2 separate regions of the Homo sapiens genome follow, and region 2 is linked to region 1. Evidence: read pairs that join two places in POLR2A ChIA-PET (ENCODE). Cell type or tissue: A673. All regions are shown on one strand. Links, peaks and the distances in the headings refer to the core of each region. The heading gives the core; the rest is flanking DNA.

Region 1 (5,393 bases), core at 193-5,192:
TGTTATTCTGGGATTAACTTTAATGATGTTTCTGAAACTGTTTAATATTTCTGAATGTGGGAACCTTACATGTGCAGTGAAATTCACTGGGCTTTAGGAAATTATTATAACCTTTCAGACATACTCCTCGCATTTTTACATGTTTGCTTGCTTTTCTGAGTGCGTAACAAAACTGGAGAAGGTCTAATCTGATTAAATAATAGGTTTCTACAGTGTGTGGGCTCAAGTTTCTATCTCCATTCCAGGCATAGTATGGGTCTCTGTGATTCTGTAGGATGCCAGCCCCTTCTTCTTTGGTTTGTTGTTACTATACTATGCTTATGAGAAGGAAAACTATCCGGGAGATATTTAATCGCGTACTTGGAAGAACTGGGTGAATTCAAATAATGGAAATTCTAACCATTTTTTTTTTTTTACTTCTTTCCCTCATAAGAACATTTAATCAAGGTTTTTCTTTAATGAGATCTATTCGTGGTGACTCTAAAATGTAATTTAATTCTTATCAGAATTCAGTTAAGCTTTACCAAAGACCCTTGTTCAATATTGATTCGAGTTCAGCACAGTCCTCAAGCCCTCAGATGGATGTATCAGAACTTTAATTTCTTCTGAACTTTTATATGTCCAATAAGCTGCATACTAGAAGTGTAAGGAGGTTGAGGAAATTGGGCAAATGAAATAAAACAAGTTGGCTTTGAAGATAGTTTGCATTAAGGAGAATCCTAGAACTATGCGTCTCTCTTGGAACCAAAAGCCTTAGAACAGGAAGCATATTCTGTGTGATCCAGCAAAATTGCCTTTGGTTACACTGTTGAAAACTGATGTCTAAAAGGTATTCCATACAAACCAGAGCAAACCTAGCCCTTGGCCATCAGTCAGTGTGCCTGTCTTTTTTTTTTTTTTAATTGATGGAATGAGAATATTCAAGATAGTGGCTTAATTATTTTTGTATAAGGACCAGCATGTTTGATACTCTGAGTTCAGGAATGAGACCAGTCTAATGTAAATTAAATTTACTTCTGCCTAAATTGGTTGTTGATCAACTTAAGATCCTATTAAAATTAAAAATTTACATGATTTTGAGGGAAAATGCACCAGTAATGTCTGCAGCTTTGGTTCAATGATTTTTAATATTTTCCTGTGGTTTATTGAGTTTGTTCTTAATCTTTGTGCTTAAGTAGTTATGATTAAACAGTTTGATTCAGTATAGCATTGTAATTCTCTTTAATCATTTTACATATTTTGTTTTCTATTTTTTATTTATTAACATAATACAAATGTTCATATAGTTTTGCATTGTTAGTATTCATTTTTAGATTTTTATCTGTTTAGTTTTACATTTAGATTACACACTTCATTTTAAAACCATTTGCCAGTCAAAATGTATTGTGTGTTTTGCAATCTTTTAGAATTGTAAATAACATGCCTATAGATAGTTAATAAAAATTTTATTTTTTATTTTGAATTACATCCTTAGCATAAATTCTTTGATTTATATTACCAAATCAAATTTAATCTGGAGGACTTTTGCATTACCTTGCTAGATTTCTTTAGAAATATTTTTCTAATTTACAGAACCATCAACAATAATGAAACTATATGTTAAAATGCAAACTATCCCCTATGGCAGAAGTTTATTTATATTTTCTGAACTAATTTAATAAGCACATTATGTCTTAGTTATTTTAAGTTTGTGTAATTATTAGCAAAATCAATGAGATGCTTTTCTTCTTTGGTGATATGTCTCTTGAAAGCCTAGTTTTGGTTATTCTTATAGATTTGAATATGTAAACAGATTAAAGTAAAGATCACTAAAACTTTGTTAGGAAGTGATATAAATAGAATGTATTTATCCTAATTCTAGCTCTCCTGGTGTGACCTTGGGTAAATCATTTAGCTTCTGAGTATCAGTGTCCTCATTTACTAAAGGGAGATATTAATTTCTCCCATGTCTTCACAGATAAGGAATAAGCAGTTGTGATATTTTGTATACATGAAATTATTTACTAATATAAGTGCTTAATCTGATTAACAGAATTTTTATCATTGCTTTTTTTTTCCCCTTTAGTATAATGTGATACACTATAGAAACCCTCTAAATCTGGGGCAATTTCTTGGCTGTAGTTGCTATGGAAATACTGAAATAAATAAATGTCATGGAAGGAATATAAGGACACATATTAAAAGCGGAGGTTCATGCTTTGCTTAAGAAGATTTTTATGTTGGTATGAATATGAAGGGCAGCAACAGTGCCTCCTGCTTATGTACCCTTCTGCACATAAAGAGACAGCCTTACTCATAAGTATAGTTTTAGAAAAAGAATTGCTGTTTTATTCCTAGCATTACCAAGGAGTCTGGGCCTAGGGACAGAGTGCATCAGAAATTCTCAGCAAAAGTCTATTTATGAAGTGGCAGCCAAGGATCCTCCCCCAAACCAGTGCTTTTATTCCCAGTGGATGGACTCCAGGTCCTAACTCTCTGACAGCAGAAGGTGGTACAGACATTTTTACTAGAGTTGAAATCCAAATGACTAAAGGGCCTCTGGAAATAGGAGGCCAACTCCACAGGAGGCTAAACACTTTAAGGTACCTGAAACTTGGCGCATTAGTGACCAACACACTAGCAGCCTTTTGCTCCCTTATGTCATCAAATGGCTACAGTTAAAACATTCTAACTTGTCAGCCTACATTAAGAGGTAGTTTTGTACCTCTGCAGGAAAGCTGTTCTTTTATATACTCAATTCTTCTTAATAAAATGTTTTAAAAGCACTTATGGCCAGTGCTTTATGTGGATGTTGGAAAAGGAAGCAAGAGTTTGGACTAAACCTGAAAAATCCACATGAACTTTCTTCCTTTTTTTCTAATTGCCTACGTCTGCTCTCTCACCTCCAAGGAGTGTTTGTCTGTGCCTCTTGTCTCTCTTTCTGTCTCACACAACACACACACACACACACACACACACACACACACACACACACTTTCTTCTTGCTGTTACATCATCATTTCACCAGAACTCTCCTAGGAAGGAGAAAAATGGTTCAAGAAAGAGAAAAATTTGTCAAGCACTCTCTTGGGAAGTTAAGCATGTTACCCACTGGGAATAGTTATCTCTTCCATTCATACAGCCCCTTACATTTTATAATGCTACCGAGCATCTGTTGTTGCATGCTGTCATACCTAGTAGAGCCTTGTGAAATAGATCATGGGGAGATTATTAGTCTCATTTTACAAATGTGGCTCGGATGTTTTCAAAGTAAATGACAAAACAAAGACTATGAATAACTTTTATAATTTACACTTTATTGCTTGGCCCATACTAACATCCGTGCTAACATTCAGCAACTAATTTTTTTTTTCTTTTTTGAGATGTGGTCTTGCTGTTGTTGCCCAGGCTGAACTCAAACTCCTGGGATAAAATGATCTTCCTGCCTCAGCCTCGCAAGTAGCTAGGACTACAGGCTTGCACCACCACGTGCAACGTGCAACTTAATGTTCAACTCTTTTTTTTTTTTTTTTTTTTTTTTTTGGAGACAGGGTCTCTCTCTGTCGCCCAGGCTGGAGTGCAGTGGTATGATCTTGGCTCACTGCAATCTCCACCTCCCGGATTCAAGCAATTCTCCTGCCTTAGCCTCCTGAGTAGCTGGGATTACAGGCGCCCACCACCACGCCCGGCTAATTTTTTTATTTTTTCATAGAGACGGGGTTTAACCATGTTGGCCAGGCTGGTCTCAAACTCCTGACCTCAGGTTATCCACTGCCTTGGCCTCCCAAAGTGCTTGGATTACAGGCATGAGCCATCACACCCAGCCCATGTTAAATTTTCTACGTGAAGATCCTAAAAGCCCCCAACTACTCAGATTTAAAATCAGGTATAATTATAGCCTTTTCCCAGAAAATTTTAATTGATAACCACCTGACTCATGCTTTCCAGTATCACAGAACCTGAAATGCTAAACTTCTACTGATGAAAAACCATAAGCCCTTGTATTTTCTTGAGCATTTGAGGCCTTAAAAAGCAAAAAAAAAAGGTTAAAAATATTTATAACAACTGACATTGACATTAACATTTGCTCAGTGCTTTAACTTTTATGAAGCACTTTTCTTTTATCATATTACCCTCTAATTAATGATCCTAGAAAATAGTTACAGTTATTTTTGCCTTCATTTCCAGTGGCAAGAAACTGAATCTTAGAAAGTGTCAGCTTGCTTAGTTCCATAGAGTATGAGTGTCAGAGCTAATACTTGACCCTGGGCCTCTGATTCCCAAGGCCGGCTATCTCTACATCTAACAGAAAACACTGGAAATCCCATTTGCTGTTGCTAGGTTACCTTTTTCCCATGATGGTAATTCTTTTTTAAAATCCTAAGTTTTTCATTAATGTACGCCCATTAGAGAAAAATTAGCAAATAGAAGAAGAAAGGTATGTAATTCTCTCATCTCAGTATAATAGTTCACATTTTGTCATGCACTTCTTTTCTGTTATGTTTACCTGTGGGTATGGAAGGATGTATACAAATGTAACCACACATCTGTATACATGTGGTTACATACACACACACACAATGAGATCATACCTTAACTATTGGTTAGTACCTTGCTTTTGTTACATAACAGTATATCAAACTTTGCCTTCTATACAGTCCGTTTTAAATATTCTTGAACCACTGAAAAAGAATATATGTCACCTACATATGCTTTCTGAAGGTTGATTCAAGGATATTTTCCAAAAGGCAAATAAAGTAATCAAAATAATATGCACAAGAGATGCATAGCAAATAAAATGGTGAAAAGCAATGAAGTAATAAAACTACTGGTAAAAAAATAAAGGGGCAAAGATGTAGTAGTAAACTCAGACCAAAATAAGATAATATTAATTACCTACTAACTACAATATTCATAGAAGAAAAGTACCATTCAGTACAAAGGTATCAAGCAGTCTGAAGAACATTACTTTTTGATAAATGTCACAGTTCCCCATGAAGAATAGCCCTGAGCTTTCCTTCATTAAATATCATTATATTGAAATGTATAATTTAAAAATACTGAAGTAAGAGATAAGAAGGGTGAAAACATATTCTTTATAAAACCTTAACACATTGCTTTTAGTCTTTGATAAATCATAAAAAGGAGTTAAATAATATGATTGATAACGTTAATTTAATCCACATACACTGATCTATGCAAACAAAGAGTTTCTATCTTCTGTCTAAATCTGCATGGGAGATTTAGAAAAACATTTATCATATCAAAGTCTAATAGGAAATTGTAGACAGTTCCTACTGTGGCTGGCAGAATTACATGTAGCCATATAGTAGAACAAGAAATGAATAAATACATAAGCGCACTCTTGGGTTAAGGAATCTTAGAAAGTAGTGATGATGCTAACACTGCATAGC
Region 2 (5,393 bases), core at 314-5,313, 54 kb after region 1:
ACCTCCCGGGTTCACACCATTCTCATGCCTCAGCCTCCCGAGTAGCTGGGACTACAGGCGCCCACCACCATGCCCGGCTAATTTTTTATATTTTTAGTAGAGACGGAGTTTCACCATGTTAGCCAGGATGGTCTTGATCTCCTGACCTGGTGATCCACCTGCCTTGGCCTCCCAAAGTGCTGGGATTACAGGCGTGAGCCACCATGCCCGGCCTGAATGATTCCTTCTCATCTTCTGGGAGGTTTTTCTGACTTGCTTTCTCAATTCCACTCTCTTAGGCAGAGCTTATACCTCCCTTCATGTATGTTACATGTACATGTATTGAGTCAGTGCATCCTCCTAATGAAACTTTTCCTGAGATCTCTCTTATTTACTTTCTTCCTTTTCTGAAATTCTCTGCTATTTAGATTCAGTGCCAAAGAAATTGACATTTTTATTTACTTGCTGAGGAATAAACAGAACTCGAAAGGATTTGGGAACCCAAGACCAAGTTTTATGAAATAACTAATCTTGTCTTCCTAAATACTATAAAAATCTTATATAATCCCTAATACTTAGCATAGTGCTAAGCACCGAATAGGAATACAAGAAATATTGCAATGATCTGAATTGCTTACAAAATATTGACAACAACTTCTTCATTGGTAAAGAAAAGCTGCTTTTGACCTTTTTTTCTTCCTCAAGAGTAAGTAGTGAGAAGCATAAAGTACCCAAGAGTTTCTTTGCCTTTTTGATTGTTGCATGGAAACAAGTATTTGCAAATAATTAAGATGGGAAAATTTGGCTCCTTGAAAAGGCAGGACTGCTTTCAGATATATTTGAAATGAACTTATACAGAAGCCAACATGGTTATCAGAGCAATTGGGTCTATTTCCTATCATCTCTTCATGATATCTTGTAAAAATGCCCTGTGTTGAGAGCACTGGTGATCATAGCAGTGGGGTTGGAGTAGAATCTGGTGCGTTTCTTCCTCTACAGATCTCCTAATAGCACTTGCCCTGTTTTCACAGAGCCTTATCAAAGTTTGATGTAGACTCCAGTGTGTAGTAGTGGGCAGTGACCTACCAGATGACCTCTTTGAACAAGAGCTAGTTTGAGCCAGTGTATAGCTCTGAATCGATGGAAGATCCATTTTCAAATTTCAAAAGGGCTGTTAAAACACTTAGTTCTGTATTATAGAGATACACAAATGGATATAACAAACTGGATGTCTCTTCTGCAGCTGTTTCAATTCGTATGCCATGTTTTCTATCCTTCTTGCTCCTGGCAATTTTCTTTCCTGAAGCATATCACACCTTCTTACATTTGACAAGCATTTTCACAGCTACTGCCACTCCCTGCTGCCAAACAAAACCCAGCCCTGTTTGAATTCTTGAGGGCTGAGGGATGGAGAGGAGACCTGTTTGACTTTGAAATGGTTTTAACGTCACTTTGTATACAGAACAAAAATGGAAAACCAGATCCTGTGTTTGTCTAAAAACTAAAATTTCAAAACCTAACCTGAGGTGGAGAAACAGATACTACAGGGCAAGGAAATGTCTGGGCTCACCGCAAAGGAATGCAGCAAGGGAACCACCTGCAGACACCTGTTTAAGAGTTTACGTTTTTGTTCTTCCACACGATTATTATCTTAGTATCTCAACTGGCTATACATGCTTTTAGGAAAGTTGCAGGGATCATATTCTAAGGCGTATCAAATATGTTCAGAGTGCAAGCATGAGCAGAATCTCTCCTCTCTGCTAGTGAGGTCCTGTAGGTCTACAAGTTACTAACTTCAGGCTTACAGAATGTTAGAAGTAACGGGTGCATATCCTGTAATCAATCCCGGTATTGAGCAAACAGGCACAAATGACACCCAGCAAGAAAAATGACTTGCTCAAGACACCACAGCAAGTTCATGGTTTTCTGAACTGAATTCCAAGTTTCATAACTTCTAATTAATCCTCCTTTTTTTCCCCCAGTACAGCTAATATGCTTTTTGTGAATAATAACATATAATAGGTGTAATCTGTCAGAACTATTTAATAGTTGATAGTATGTATCCTCAGTTTATTGAGGTTCAAGCTCTTCTGAGTATTATAATACTTTCTATTGGTATTTTCTCTCTTGAGCTATTCCCTACCTTGAATCTTTCAGACTAGAGATTTCAGAAGATTACGTAGTGTCTGTGACTTCAACTACACATGGATAGTCCACAGGACTCTGGACTTTCACGGTTCCATGTCAGTTGGACAGGTGTTACTCTAAGGCCCTGCAAAAATATAAAGTAGTTTGAGAATCACTCTCCTGTTAATCTTCAGTAAAATTCTGAGCTATTTATATGTGAGATTGAGAGGCAGCTTGGTAGGATGGAAAGAGTTTAGACTTTGTAGTTCTACTGCCCCAGGTTTGTATCCCAGCTTTATTTCCTAACAGTGTAGCCTTGGGCAAATTGCTTAACCTCTCCGAGGCTCAGTTTCTTCAAATAAAAAAATGGAATAAGCCTTCCCTTGCAGAGTTGTTAATATTATATGAACGTTATATATGTGAAGTGCCCAACTCCTTGCAAATACCTAATATACACCAGCTTCCTTCCCAGGCTTTTGCTGGTCAGATCTGGTTTCCACTTAACTTTGGCTGTTGGAAGATAAGATAATTTATTATGAAGATAATTGTCTGGTAATTGTCATGAGAATTCAGTTGATGATAATTGAATGATTTGTTTACCTTTCTGTCTAAAGAGTTGCAACTCATGGGGGTCGTGTGTGTGTGTGTGTGTGTGTGTGTGTGTGTGTGTGTGTGTGTTACTTACAATGTTTTTGCCATCTCTTCCTGTATGACAGTATTTGATTAGTCAGGTCTTAAAATGCTAAACACTTTATCCTTTTCTTTTAATTTCAATTTTAGATTTTGGGGGTACATATGCAGGTTCGTTACAAGATTGTATTGTGTGATGCTGAAGTTTGGGCTTCTATCGATCCCATCATCCACACTGTGAACATAATACCTGACAGGAAGTGTCTCAGCCCTTTCTCCCCCTCCTTCCTTCCTTCCTTTTGGATTCCCAAGTGTCTGTTATTCCCATCTTTACATCCATGTGTACCCAAGTTTTCGCTATAAAGAAAAAAAAAACCCTGAATACCTATTGCATGCCTCACTGTAGAGGCTACAGGATTCACAAAACAAGGCCCCATACCCTGGGCATTGATAAAAGGAAGGAAAAATGTAGCTTTCAAAAAAATGAAAATTGACTTTGTTGAAGGGTATTGTAATAGAATCATAAAACTGAGTGAGGAAGGAATGTATTCTAACTACACAATTAGGGAATACTTTGTGGAGGAGGTGGGTTCTGGATTTTGAAGACGGAGTATGATCTTTGACAGATGGTGTTCGGTGGGAATGAGGAAAAAGAAAGGTGAGCTTCAGCCAGGGATTGGAGGTGGAAAAAATGAACACATGGGTGGCGATGATTCAGGCAGAGGGGCAGGAATGTGAAGGAACTAAGACATAAAAGTAGAAAGACAGTTTAGGCCTGGTTTATGAGGGGGTCTTTGAATGGCAAACTCACCTTTGGTGGTCCACGGGAAGGTTTGTTAGAACTGCAGGAGTGTGCCCAAACCTATATGTCAAGCCACTAACTGCCAGCCATCAGTTTGAAAACCGAAGCAATTAAGATCGCTGTCCATCTTACCTGAAAGGGAAGCTTTGCACTCTAACTTGAAGTAGCCTAGAAATTTCAGAAGGTTACATAGTGTCTGTGACTTCAGCTACACATGGATAATCCACAAGACTCTGGACTTATTTTCACTGTTGTGTAATAGGGTTAGTTTTGTTTTTAGCAGATTCTCCCAAGGAAGTGTGGTAATCACATTTCTCAAACCATTACATTAACTGCTGTTAGCAATAAATTATTGCTTATGTGCTAAAAGTCAAAAAAAGCTTTTCCCCTTTGGAACTTCTTTACTATACTCCCTGATATGTTTTGCTGTCCTAGAAACTGGTGTTTGTGTGTGTGTGTTTGTGTGTGTATGTGTGTGTGTGTGTGTTCAATTGAGTCAAGAACAGAGGAGAGGAGACTCAGGCTGAAAATGTCAAGTTATTTTGAGTCAAATATTTGTACATTTACTTTGGAAGTTATCACTAAAAAACAAAAAGTGTGTGTCTCTTTGTGTCTGTATCTGTGTGAATCTGTGTGCACTCATTGGTATAAAAGGAGGAATACTCTTCTCAAAAGTACACACCAATGTTCTTGTCCAAAAGCCTACTTTCATATATGTGAATGTGAATTCCTACATTCTGTGTGTTTGCTTCTCCTCACTATAGCCCATTTCTAACATATCCCAACTTAATTTCCTAAATCTGTCCTATCTACATACCACAAAGTGCTTAACTGAGAAATTAACTTCTGTGTTACAGATAAATGGAAGTTAGATTAAAAGGATAATACATTTTCATTTTTAGTGTTCTTAAATAATCCTTTTTATTGTAAATAAATATAACGTTAACTCCGATAAGTCCAGACTACTTCACTGAGTTCACCACCGAAATGTTTTCACAAAATCAGCATCGTTATACCTTGGCTTTTATAAGAAGTTAGTATACGAAACTTGTATAGGAAAATGTCTCTGTATTATCTATGAAACTGTTAATAAATATGTTTTCCATCATGTCCATGTCATCGTTTACATATACGAGATGATTTCCTCTTAGAATTCATTCTAAACTTCTTTAACAGAAATTATCTTTTTTTGATTCATATTCTCCCTTTTGTCCTGGTTACCAGACAGCACAAGTGACCATCATGTTTAGATTTCTGATACAGTTCTCTCTTCCATTCCTCTCTGTAGCCTCTGATTTTTTTTTCAGACTTCAGTTGGAAAAATCCTAATGAATGTAACTTTTAGTTACAGGTTGAATTCTTTTGAATGTGTATATTTAAAATAAGTAATGCACATAGTTAAAAAGAAACATGTTTTTAAAACAGTGGTTCTCAATTATAGCTAAATATTTAGAATTATCTGGATGGTTTTAAAACTCTGATACCCAGGCAGCATCCTAGATCACTCAAATCAGAATATCTGGGTTTGGTCACGGACATCAGTATTTTTTTTTTAAAGCTGCCCAATGTCATTCCAATGTTAAGATTCATTGTTTTAGATATTCTTTATTATGATGTTCATCATTTTTACAGAAACACATTTCCAAAAGGATAAATTTCAAAATCACCTGTAAACCCATAATTTATTATAAGTCACTCTTAACACCTAAAAATAGCTAACCTGCTAACCTTTTTCTTTTGCTTTTTCCTTCTTCTTTTAAACTAAAATTACAATAATATATGTGCATATATAGTGAATGTATTCATTTATATATTAGACACAATTTACATATTTATGCTTATATATATATGGCAT

The links. Peaks named below come from ENCODE experiments on the same cell type or tissue, not always from the same donor. Only the 100,000 strongest peaks of a DNase experiment are listed, where the experiment ranks them.
Region 2: POLR2A ChIA-PET joins it to region 1 with 13 read pairs; 3 of 35 experiments call an interaction of 5 or more read pairs at or near these places.

Annotation. Positions count from the first base shown.
Region 1 is chr3:188,762,366-188,767,758 of GRCh38, forward strand. All of the region lies in intron 9 of LPP (LIM domain containing preferred translocation partner in lipoma), which reads left to right. Among named protein-coding and RNA genes, the nearest start is that of MIR28, 76 kb to the left of the region's middle. In A673, for the core only: no CTCF peak of the experiment used is centred there; no DNase peak of the experiment used is centred there.
Region 2 is chr3:188,816,288-188,821,680 of GRCh38, forward strand. All of the region lies in intron 9 of LPP (LIM domain containing preferred translocation partner in lipoma), which reads left to right. Among named protein-coding and RNA genes, the nearest start is that of TPRG1-AS1, 130 kb to the right of the region's middle. In A673, for the core only: no CTCF peak of the experiment used is centred there; no DNase peak of the experiment used is centred there; H3K27ac peaks cover 566 bases.